2 separate regions of the Homo sapiens genome follow, and region 1 is linked to region 2. Evidence: read pairs that join two places in POLR2A ChIA-PET (ENCODE). Cell type or tissue: endothelial cell of umbilical vein. All regions are shown on one strand.

What was found. ChIA-PET counts read pairs that join two places held together with the same protein. Peaks named below come from ENCODE experiments on the same cell type or tissue, not always from the same donor. Only the 100,000 strongest peaks of a DNase experiment are listed, where the experiment ranks them.
Region 1: POLR2A ChIA-PET joins it to region 2 with 7 read pairs; 3 of 35 experiments call an interaction of 5 or more read pairs at or near these places.

Annotation. Positions count from the first base shown.
Region 1 is chr2:176,600,420-176,605,419 of GRCh38, reverse strand. MIR1246 (microRNA 1246) reads left to right here and starts at 4,368; the gene lies at 4,368-4,440. In endothelial cell of umbilical vein, no CTCF peak of the experiment used is centred here; no DNase peak of the experiment used is centred here.
Region 2 is chr2:176,130,560-176,135,559 of GRCh38, reverse strand. HOXD8 (homeobox D8) reads right to left here. Exons shown (of 2, transcript NM_019558.4): 1 at 4,617-5,000; 2 at 2,865-4,243. The coding sequence ends at 3,948. It overlaps HOXD-AS2 (HOXD cluster antisense RNA 2), which reads left to right. Exons shown (of 3, transcript NR_038435.1): 2 at 138-241; 3 at 610-719. Among named protein-coding and RNA genes, the nearest start is that of HOXD8, 3.4 kb to the right of the region's middle. In endothelial cell of umbilical vein, no CTCF peak of the experiment used is centred here; DNase peaks (open chromatin) are centred at 289, 2,969, 3,829, 4,679 and 1 weaker place; H3K4me3 peaks cover 2,056 bases; H3K27ac peaks cover 2,910 bases.

The DNA.
Region 1 (5,000 bases), 470 kb before region 2:
GTGTGAGTGTGAGTGAAATTTTCTGAGAAGGGCTCATACCTTTCAACATATTGTCAAAAGGCCCCTCATACAATAAAACTAAAAGAGAATCAAGTCCTACACTAGGTTGTATAGTAATGTGTACAAAGAACTTTTGAACTTCACAGAAGAAACGCTCCCAAAATTACTGCAATACTTCTCCTCTAACTAGCTATCATTCTCTGCTTATTTATCTGGTATCTACACCCAAGTACAGCCCCTCTGAGATAAGAGATGTAGGCTAGGAGGAAGAAGACCTCTGTCCTGGTCTGCCCTCTGTAACCACGAGACCCTGTCCAACTCATCTAAGCCTTGGTTTTCTCACTGGTAAAATGGGCCAAGGGAGTAGGTTGGCAGAATATAAAGTAAGGATTAGGAAAATCAGATGAGAAGACATATGAAAGTGCTTTGTGAACTCTACGGCCCGTACCAGATGTAAAAGGTATTGTGTGGTTGAATGGACTCATTTTCCAGGTAGGGAGCTAGGGTAGAGCTCCCTAGCTAGTCTATGGACCCATCATCTGGGAGCTGGTTAGAAATTCAGAAACTCAGCAACCCACCACCTCACCTTCTGAATCAGAATCTGCTTTTTTATTTTTATTTTTTTATTTTTTGTTTTTTCAAGACAGAGTCTTGCTCTGTTGCTCAGGCTAGAGTGCAATGGTCTGATCTCGGCTCACTGTAGCCTCTGCCTCATGAGTTCAAGCAATTCTCATGCCTCAGCCACCCAAGTAGCTTGGTTTACAAGTATGTGCCACCATGCACAGCTAATTTTTGTATTTTTAGTAGAGACGGGGTTTTGCCATGTTGCCCAGGCTGGTCTTGAACTCCTGGCCTCAAGTGATCCACCCACCTCGGCCTCCCAAAGTGCTAGGATTACAGGTGTGAGCCACCACACCTGGCCCAGAATCTGCATTTTAACAAGACCTCTGGGTGATTCTTGTCCAAGTTAAAATTTGAGAAACCAGAGTAGAAGACAATTGGGATTCTTTTCAACTTGGAACTTCTGATTTAATGACTACAATTTTTAAATTTATTCTCTCCCATCTCTCCAAGTTGCTATTGTATCCTCCTTTTTTCTAGTCATTATGGCCTAATTCAACATTGTTTCCACACAGTGTTCCACAAACATTGACTTAATACTGCTGAGAATGAGCTGAATGTAACCTTATATCACCCTTATCATCCTTTTTAAAACAACTGACTTCTTAAAAATTACAAATGCCCATATTGTCCACATCCTCCTCTCAAAGGAAATCTGCTACTAAAATTAAAAAAAATAATAATAATTTTAACTGGGCTTTTCTAGTTAGTCATTAGGTGCCTGGAAAACAAAGTCTTAAAAAAGAATCCTGGGCAGATGAAGACGTTCAAATGATACTGATAATAAATACACCTCTTAACGTTTGCTAACTGCTCTAATCCCTGCTATTTTGACATTGGTGCAAAGGAATTACCACCTGAAGACATGGGGCAGGTCAGTTGGCATCTACAGAGACTCAGTTCTTCTCAAGTTAGGGCCCTTTGCATCACTTATGGCCACCAAGAGGGATTAATCAACACCCTCCCCCACCCTCCCAAAAAAGACACACACACAAGTTTGTGAGCCAAGTGATTTGGTCCCATTACAATGTTGCTCTTAAGCTCTGTGCTCAGCCTGCCTGCAGCCTTCAAAAGTGCAAAGTTCCCACGCACATGAAAGGATGATTTTCCAGGCATTCCTGGATGGCCTTAAGATATTTGTTGTTTGCATGTTGGTCTTGTTTTTGTTTGTTTTTACTTAGGCTTTTTACAACTGGGTACTACACTGCAGCATCCTTGAAGAAAAAAGCCTGCTAGAACAGGTAATGGTAATAATGCTAATAATACCTTGGGTGTATACAGTACCTTTCTTTCTAAATGCTTGATATGTCTTTACATTGATTATCTCTTTTATCTTCATGACACCCCTTAGAATTGTTCCAAGGCAGATAACTCATGGGCTAAGATCTGGCCTCTTGAGCTTCCAGTACAATGTCTAAAGTAGAAAGCTTAAGAGACATTGGCCGAGTCATAGCCACTTGCAAAATCTTGCATCTTCTGGACTAAGAGATCATTTGTCTAATTGTTTTCATTGCTTTTGAGTTCTTTCCAAAGTTAATTCCCAACCTTAATTAGTTCTAGTTATGAGATCTCCAAGACTATATTCTTTGTAAACATATGCTACTTTATTAGTTAAGTCTAAATATTTATGAAATCTTTCAGTCTAGTAGTTTGGCTTCTCTGATAATTGTGGTCTTTATCTCTTTATAAAATGAGATACTGAAAGAGACACATTCAGCCTTGGTGCCTAGACCTGGCAGAAAGCAGAAAATGGTCTATTTTCCCTTATTTGTCTTCATTTTATTTTTAATCTGAGTCCATGTTGGCAGAGGAGGTTGGAACAGAATAAAACAGACAAATGACTGAGTGAATAGAAGGTAGGTGTATCAAAGATGAAGAAGGGGCCAAATTTGTAAGCATAAGTAAGGACCACATAACATTCTTCAACACTGATGGCTTTGTTGTATCCAAAAGTTTTTTTAAACTCTTTTCAAGGTAGCCCCAAATGACCTGTGCCTGCCCATGTATCTCCAGGGTGCTTTGGCTCTGCCTACAGACTACCTCACTCAACTAAGAACCTGAGTGGTTTGTCTGAACCTGAAACTATTGCCTCACAGATGTGTACAGAAGACCCACGGGTATGTTCACATCAGTAAAAAAAATGGGTCCATAGCTTAACTGCTGTGCTTCTTAGCTAAGGTCTTTGGATAAACTCCAAAGCAATAAATCATCACATATGCCAGGAAAGAAATTTTTTTGGAGTTGGAGTTATTATATGGCCCTAATATATACTACCACATAAGAATAACAATAATAATAATGGATACCCTACAACTTTTCCACTTACAATACACATGTCAGTAGTGATGTCTTGGAATGACCTATTATGTCATATGGGACAGCAGTGTTCTTTCTCAGAAATGTCAATGGAGATAAACAGATCAACTGAGGGTTAGCAGTGACAGGACATACAATTGTAGCAGAGCACGTTATTAGATGGGTGGACAGCATGTGAAGTCATAGAAAGTTAAGAAGTAGCGAAAACTATGAATAAGGATAAGGAAGTAGAGAAAATATATAAAGTGGTTTTAAACTTGAATGCCTTCATCTGAAAAAAAGTAAATGTACGGATTTGCAACTAAGTGGCAAAAATTAATACATGCCTTGCCAAAAACATTCAAATTCAAAATTTGATCTAAATATTAAGCTGGCCAAATAAAGCACAACTTCAGGCTGTATTTGGCTTCTTGGCCACCATTTTCTGAATCTTGGAAGAGATGGAAGAAAGAAGCTGGTCAGTGTCGAGAGAGCAGTGGCCACAGCAAGAGGACAGCAACGTCACAGAGAACAGACACAATGGGAGCAAGAACATGTCACCTGAAAAGGAGAGAGAGAGGTGGCCAGAGGAGACCTAGAGTGTTCTCTATCCCCTGGGACTTTGCTTTCTTCTTCCAATTCCAGTCCACGTGTGATCTTGCAATAAAGGTGTTTCTTTTAAAGGAGTCTGGATAAGAGTCACTTTTTCAGAGTCATCACCTACATGCCTTTGCTGATTTTCATAAAAACCCTACAGAGTAGAGGGCTGGAAATTGGGGTCCTGGGGCCTTGTCTAGTGCTGCTTTCAACACAACCCTAAGAATTATGTTCAGTGTAGCGTGACTGAGAAGCACACATAAATGTTTCCTCCTAATGCATTGCATTTCAAACCTATTTGATTCACAATGGCCATGCGGTCATTTCTTTTAAAATCCTTGGAGAAAAGTTGCTCCACAAAGAGGAATTAATGGTGGTCTTACCAGTGCTGGGAGAGTTATCTTCTCAAACTCATCCAATTCTGTCTGCAGAAAACCACACAGAGGATCTGAACACCTAAATATGTCATCACATGAAGAATATGAAGTAACTATGTAAAATAATACAGCCATACATTAGCCTAAATAGTGCTAATAAATTGTTAGGCTTAGCAGGAAATGGAAAATCACTAATGGAATAATGAAGAGTTTGTTTATTCCTGGAGCAGATGGCCATCATTCGTCATGTTCCCAGTTCCCCTGCTAAGAGCAGTAGCTAACAGGCTTGCTTGAGGTGATGAAGCAAGCCCAGGAAACCACTGCTTTCTAATTGCTAAAGGAAGTACAATTGTCACTCTAGGACCGAGAGAATTAACAGGGAGAATAATCCACATCAAGGGAACTTAGTAATGTGAACCATCAATGAAGTAGGACTGGGCAGAGATAAGAGACATTGCATTTGGAGGCGGTCAGATTTGTATCCTTGAATGGATTTTTGGAGCAGGAGTGGACACCTGACCCAAAGGAAATCAATCCATAGGCTAGCAATCAACCTATTTTTTGTTTTTGTAGCATTTGATCGTTATCGAGTTTTGCTGAATCCTACTTCTCTCTTTGTAAAACGGAAAAATAACAATACCTAACTCAAAGGGCTATTGCAAACACTGAATGAGATACAGCAAATGATGTGCCAGGCATGGTACCTATGACATGGGACATAGTAATGGTTAATTATTGCTATTGTTTAGCTAAAGCAGCAGTCAAATAGCCCTGAAACCAAGGTTCTATGTTTTTAAGGCCAAACTAGGAGGGTAAACTTTTGTAAACTTCTATTCACTATCAGAGTCAAAAAGAAGTACAGGTGGGTGGATCATAGTACCAGCTACAATTCACTTATTCATTCATTCGAAAACAAAATTTACTCTTGAATTAAAGTAGAGAAGAAAACTGATTGCTGCCAGAAATGATCAAAACCTGCTTTGTAGGATGTTACTTTACTTTGTAACAAAAATTAGAGAAATTAAATAATTTTTCTTTTTTGTTATGAAGAAGAAATATCAAAGTTACATGTTGGTGATATAAGGCAAGGTACACACCACACCCCAGTGA
Region 2 (5,000 bases):
AATTGAAAAATTTGTTCAACGCAATACTGAAAAGACATTTGTTCAGGAAAAGAGTGACTTCCTCAGATCAGCCTAGAAAAAAGAATAATTCCTTTTCCTCAAAGGCCGGTGTCACATTCCCTTTATATTTTTCACAGGAACTGCTCTGGTGAACTCCCCCTGAAAGTAAATGTCCTTGGCTGGCCTCCAGCATTCCCCTCATGGGCATAGCCATGCAGCCTTCAGAACCTTCCTGAAAGAGGTAACACCACCCCCCATCCTTTTAAAGACAGTGTCTTTACACTTCCAGTACTATGTTACAAATGTTTGCATCAGATACCTGTGTATAAGTTCTCTGCTATTAACATCTGCACACCCAGTAAGTGCCTAAGTGGATGTGGACTGAAGCAGGAAGCAGCACAGCACCCTCTGGAGCAGGCCATTTGTTATCCCTTGAAAAAGTTCTGATGACCTTGGATGTTTTTGATTAAAGGACTTTTGCTGCCATCTGTCAGCAAAAGTCATATTCTTTCTAGAAAAAAGCCAATGGGCCCTAACTTTGCTGGAGGGAACCGCAGCAGCAGCCAGGGCCCATTAAAATGTTCTCTCTCCTCCCATGTCCATCCCTAGATGCCCAAGGATTCAGCAAACACGGGGGAAGCAGAGGACACAAGAAGCTTGGATGTGAAATAGCACTTCCTTCTGTGTTACAGAATAAAACAATATTTTAAATTACACAAGCAGATGGGGCAAGTTTTTGGGCCCTCAGAAGCCCAGAAGACTTCACACTAGTATACTGGTATATACATGTGGAATTGAGCAAATAACTTGTTTAATTCCAAAATTTTCTGAGAAATAATCTCAATAGTCAATTTGCCTCATTATCCTCTCCCCATCTTACCCAAATAAAAGCAGAGCTTTATGACCCTCCCTTTCAACTTGGGGAATGAGGGCCGCAAAGACACTTTGCACTGAAAAGCAGCCATATTTGCATTTTTCTCCCCTTGTGCAGAGGTAAGCGATATATTGGGCTTTGTGGAACCTCACAAAATGGCATCCTTGAACTGACTTCTCTGAAAACCACTGAGACCCACATTCTCTTTTGTGTGTTTCTGGTCATTGCAAATGGAGAGCCTAAATCACTCAGAAGGCTTGGTTCTTTCATTCAGTGTTAACATTGGAGAGAACCATTTTTCTCTAAACGGTTTACAGACCTCACTAGGCAGACTGGTGCAGTTCAGGGCTGAAAAGTGCTGCCTGGGATGGCAAAGCATTCTCTGAAGGTTTATGCAAATTTCTGCAGCAAAAAAGTGTTCGCTTGTTGCCTCAATGCTTGGATGTTGACACATTTGAGCCCATTAGAAGGGCATCTTGTGCGCAAGTCACTGCCAGTCTGTCTGCATGAAACACCATGATGGGGGGTGGGGATGTCTAGTCAGTGTAAGAAAGAAGGTGGCGAGTGTGTGTGATGTGTAATTCCCCCAGGTCTTTATTTGAACACAAATCTATGCTCTTTCCCAGCTACAAAAGGAAACATTTACCTACATGAATAATCAACACTCTGGGCGTGTGTGTAAGCTATGTATACATACAAATTCATAATCTAATATATACCAGCTATTGCAACAGTCTGTCTGTACATGAGGTATGAATTTACCATGGTTTAGGCGGCCAGTGGGGCCAGAAGTTACACTTTGAGACCAGCACAGAATGCTGAAGAAATGACAATTTTATCTCCTCTTCCTTCCTTGATTTCCGTACCCACCCATACACAGGGCTCCCACCTGACAGTCTTGCCAACATTATTTCAGGGTTCTAAAAGTATCTGGTGAGCATCCTTGAGCAGGAGACAGCCAGTTTTGCTAATATATAAAGAAGTCCTGAGTCCCTTAAATCCAGGGCAGCTGGATTTCAGCCAGCACTGGTCTTTGGATGGTTTACACTGGAGGCTGTTCCCCAGCCTCTTGGCCCTTGGCATCCTTACTCTGTACCAGCTGACAGCAGAGTCTTAAGCAGTGCACAGAGCAAAACATTCTCAAATCCAGCATAGGCATTTGCAGCTGTCTCTTGGAGTGCAAATGTTTAAGTTCTGGGCCACCTGTGATTTAAAATTATCTTTCCTGGCTCAGGTCAGAGAATGTCACAGCCATCACTTCTTCCCAGCATGGAAAGCCAGGTGGTGCTTTCCTTCTGACCTGGCCAGTGGCAACATTTCTGTGTCCATGAAGCCACAGGCAAACAGCCTGATAAAACCCGATGAGGTGACCCTGGCGCAAAACTATAGGATTCCATTTTTCTTATCTATGTAATAAAAGCAACTCTGGAAATAAAAATTTACCCCTTTGAAAATAAACATGGTTAGAGAAAGCAGAGAGCTCTTCGATGACTACCTAACAAAGGTGCTTTCCCTTTTTCGGGAATGTTACTTTACTTGAATTTCTCCTCTTTTCTCCCGCTCCTCTTCCCCCCACTTTCCCCTGTAAAATGGCAGCTGCAGGAGCAGCCTCCAATGGAAAATGGATATCTTGTTAATAACAGATGCCAAACCCCAGCATCAACGCCGGCTCAGTGCAATAAGCTGTGGTGTAACATGGACTTTGCGTTGTCCCCCACTGGGCCTACAACTTGAGTCCTTTAAGAGGATCAAAGCTCTCAGAGCATCTTAGCAAGATTATTTAGAGCAAGATAGACTAGCCAGTCCTCTCTGAAAAAGAAGGGGCCCCTGCGGCCTTTTTTTTTTTTTTTTTAAACAGCGCGGAATGTGTGTAACCCCACCCCTTTCTTATTAAACAGAAGCCTTGAGCGAGTCCTTTCCTTCGTGCGAGCCCAGGCGATTGTTAGTGATTCATGGAAAAGGGGTATTTGCGGCGCTCAAAGACACTAGCTCCAGAAAGAGATTCATTTATTTACTAAGGAGCTAGCGACATTCCGGAGTTGTTTACACTCAGGTTTTTCTGCGTTTCCTCTCAGGGCTTGTTTCAAATAGGTGAGGCTATCGCTTTCCTGAAGAACAGCGGAGGACGTACCAACCGACGTCTGAGATGCACACAGCAAGCTGGTTTAAAACCAGCGGCGAACAGAACAAAGGCAATACAAATAAATATGACACCTACTGAAAATAACGGAACACAGCGGCAGCCACCGCATAAAGAACTAGCGATTTCAGGCGATTACAAGGGCGGTTCAAAACGAAAGCAAGTTAAAAAATGAGACGCATTTTACAAGGCGATTTGCCAGAGTTGCCAGATTATTTAATTTGTATGGACTATAGAAAAATAATTGTCAACTTGGACATTGTCTTTAAATTCTTGTCACTGGCCCAATCTTTTTCTTAAGTTTAAGGAAGCTGCAGAGCTGGACTACAAGTTACATTCTTCAGCTAATACGTGCTTTTCTAATATTTTCCCCGAGATATTACATTTAGAAAATACGCAAAGAAACCTTTTAGGAGTAAACAAAACGCACCCGAACTATTCATTATAAAGGAAAGAATAAAAAATCCATAAATAATACATTGTAATCAAATAATATAAAGTATTCTGCAGACATAATTTTTTTTAATTAATAAACTCCTTTTAATTTACTCACCACAAATATTAAAATGTTCAAGTGCACTTGTTTAATTAATAAAGCATTTTATATGCAATTATTAAGTGCTAATCATTAGGAAGTTTACGTTGTTGAGGCAAATCACTAGCTCAGACATTAAAAACCATTATAAAAATATAGCTACAAGGTCAGTATCAAATTACCCTTCCATAGGACAGCTCAAGGACAGCTTCTATGTGATACTAGAAACTTTTTTAAACACCCAAATCCCTCTCAAAGCACAGAAAACCTCAAGAGCAGTGACATGAAGGTAGCTTGAAACACAGGTAAGGTCCTTTCCAACAAAGAAAATAGGTGGTGTCCACAGCATATGGTGATTATTAGTTTTAATAGTCTGTGGTAAATTTTAAAGGTAGAAGTTAATTTGTCAGGCCTTCGGCTCTGTCTTCCTCCAGCTCTTGGGCTTCCTTTTTCGTTTCCCCGTCCTTCACCTCCTGCCGGGAAACGGGAAATTTGTCCTTGTTGTTTTCCTTTTTCCATTTCATTCTCCTGTTCTGGAACCAGATTTTTACCTGTCTCTCGGTGAGGGCTAGGGCGTGGGAAACCTCGATTCTTCTTTTCCTGGTCAGATAGGGGTTAAAAAGAAATTCCTTTTCCAACTCTAGAGTTTGGAAGCGACTGTAGGTTTGTCTTCCTCTTCGTCTACCAGGAGCTGCTGATTAAAACAAAAAAAAAGGGGGGGGGAATAAAAGTTTTAAAAATGTTATGGTACCTCTGCATGTTGCTGGAGGTTTGTGGAACGGGGGTCTACGGGGTGAAATATACACAGAGCTCTTTAGCTCCGATATATATATATAGGGTGTGCAGGCAAGAGGAGCAGAGAGGTCTTCACAATTATTCTGTCCCCATCATCTTTACATGGTTCCTACTTTTTTAAAAAAAGTCTGTATTACTTTATGAATAAGAGCCACTGTGGCTACACAAGAAGGAAAAGGAGGGGGAGAGGGAACGGGAGTTTTAAAGCCAGAACGTGAGATGAAAGCAGATTTCTCCCCCTCTCCCTTCTTAAAAAAAAAATGCATCCCAACCTTGTGGTCTCATCCACGGAAACATTTGAGAAGGAGACGAGCTCTGATTTAAGTGGTCTGGGTCCTCGCCAATATTACCACTGGACGATTTACAGTCAGGATATTGTACCAGCTCGGCCTCTTGCTGGGTCGTAAAAATCGGCTGTCTCTGTAAGTTATCGTATCCGTAAAACTTCGCGGGCTCCCCGTGACAGGCAATCCCGCCGCAGGGGGGAGGTGGCGGCGGAGGCGGAGGATGCGGAGGAGGAGGGGGGGCGGCCTGGTAGGCAGCGGCCGGGCTGCCCCCGCCGGGGTGGAAGTACTCCTGGCCCCGGCCTTCCCTACCGCCGCACCCAGTCCCGGAGGGCGGCGGGGACGGGTGCGGGTGCGCGTGCGCCTGCGGGG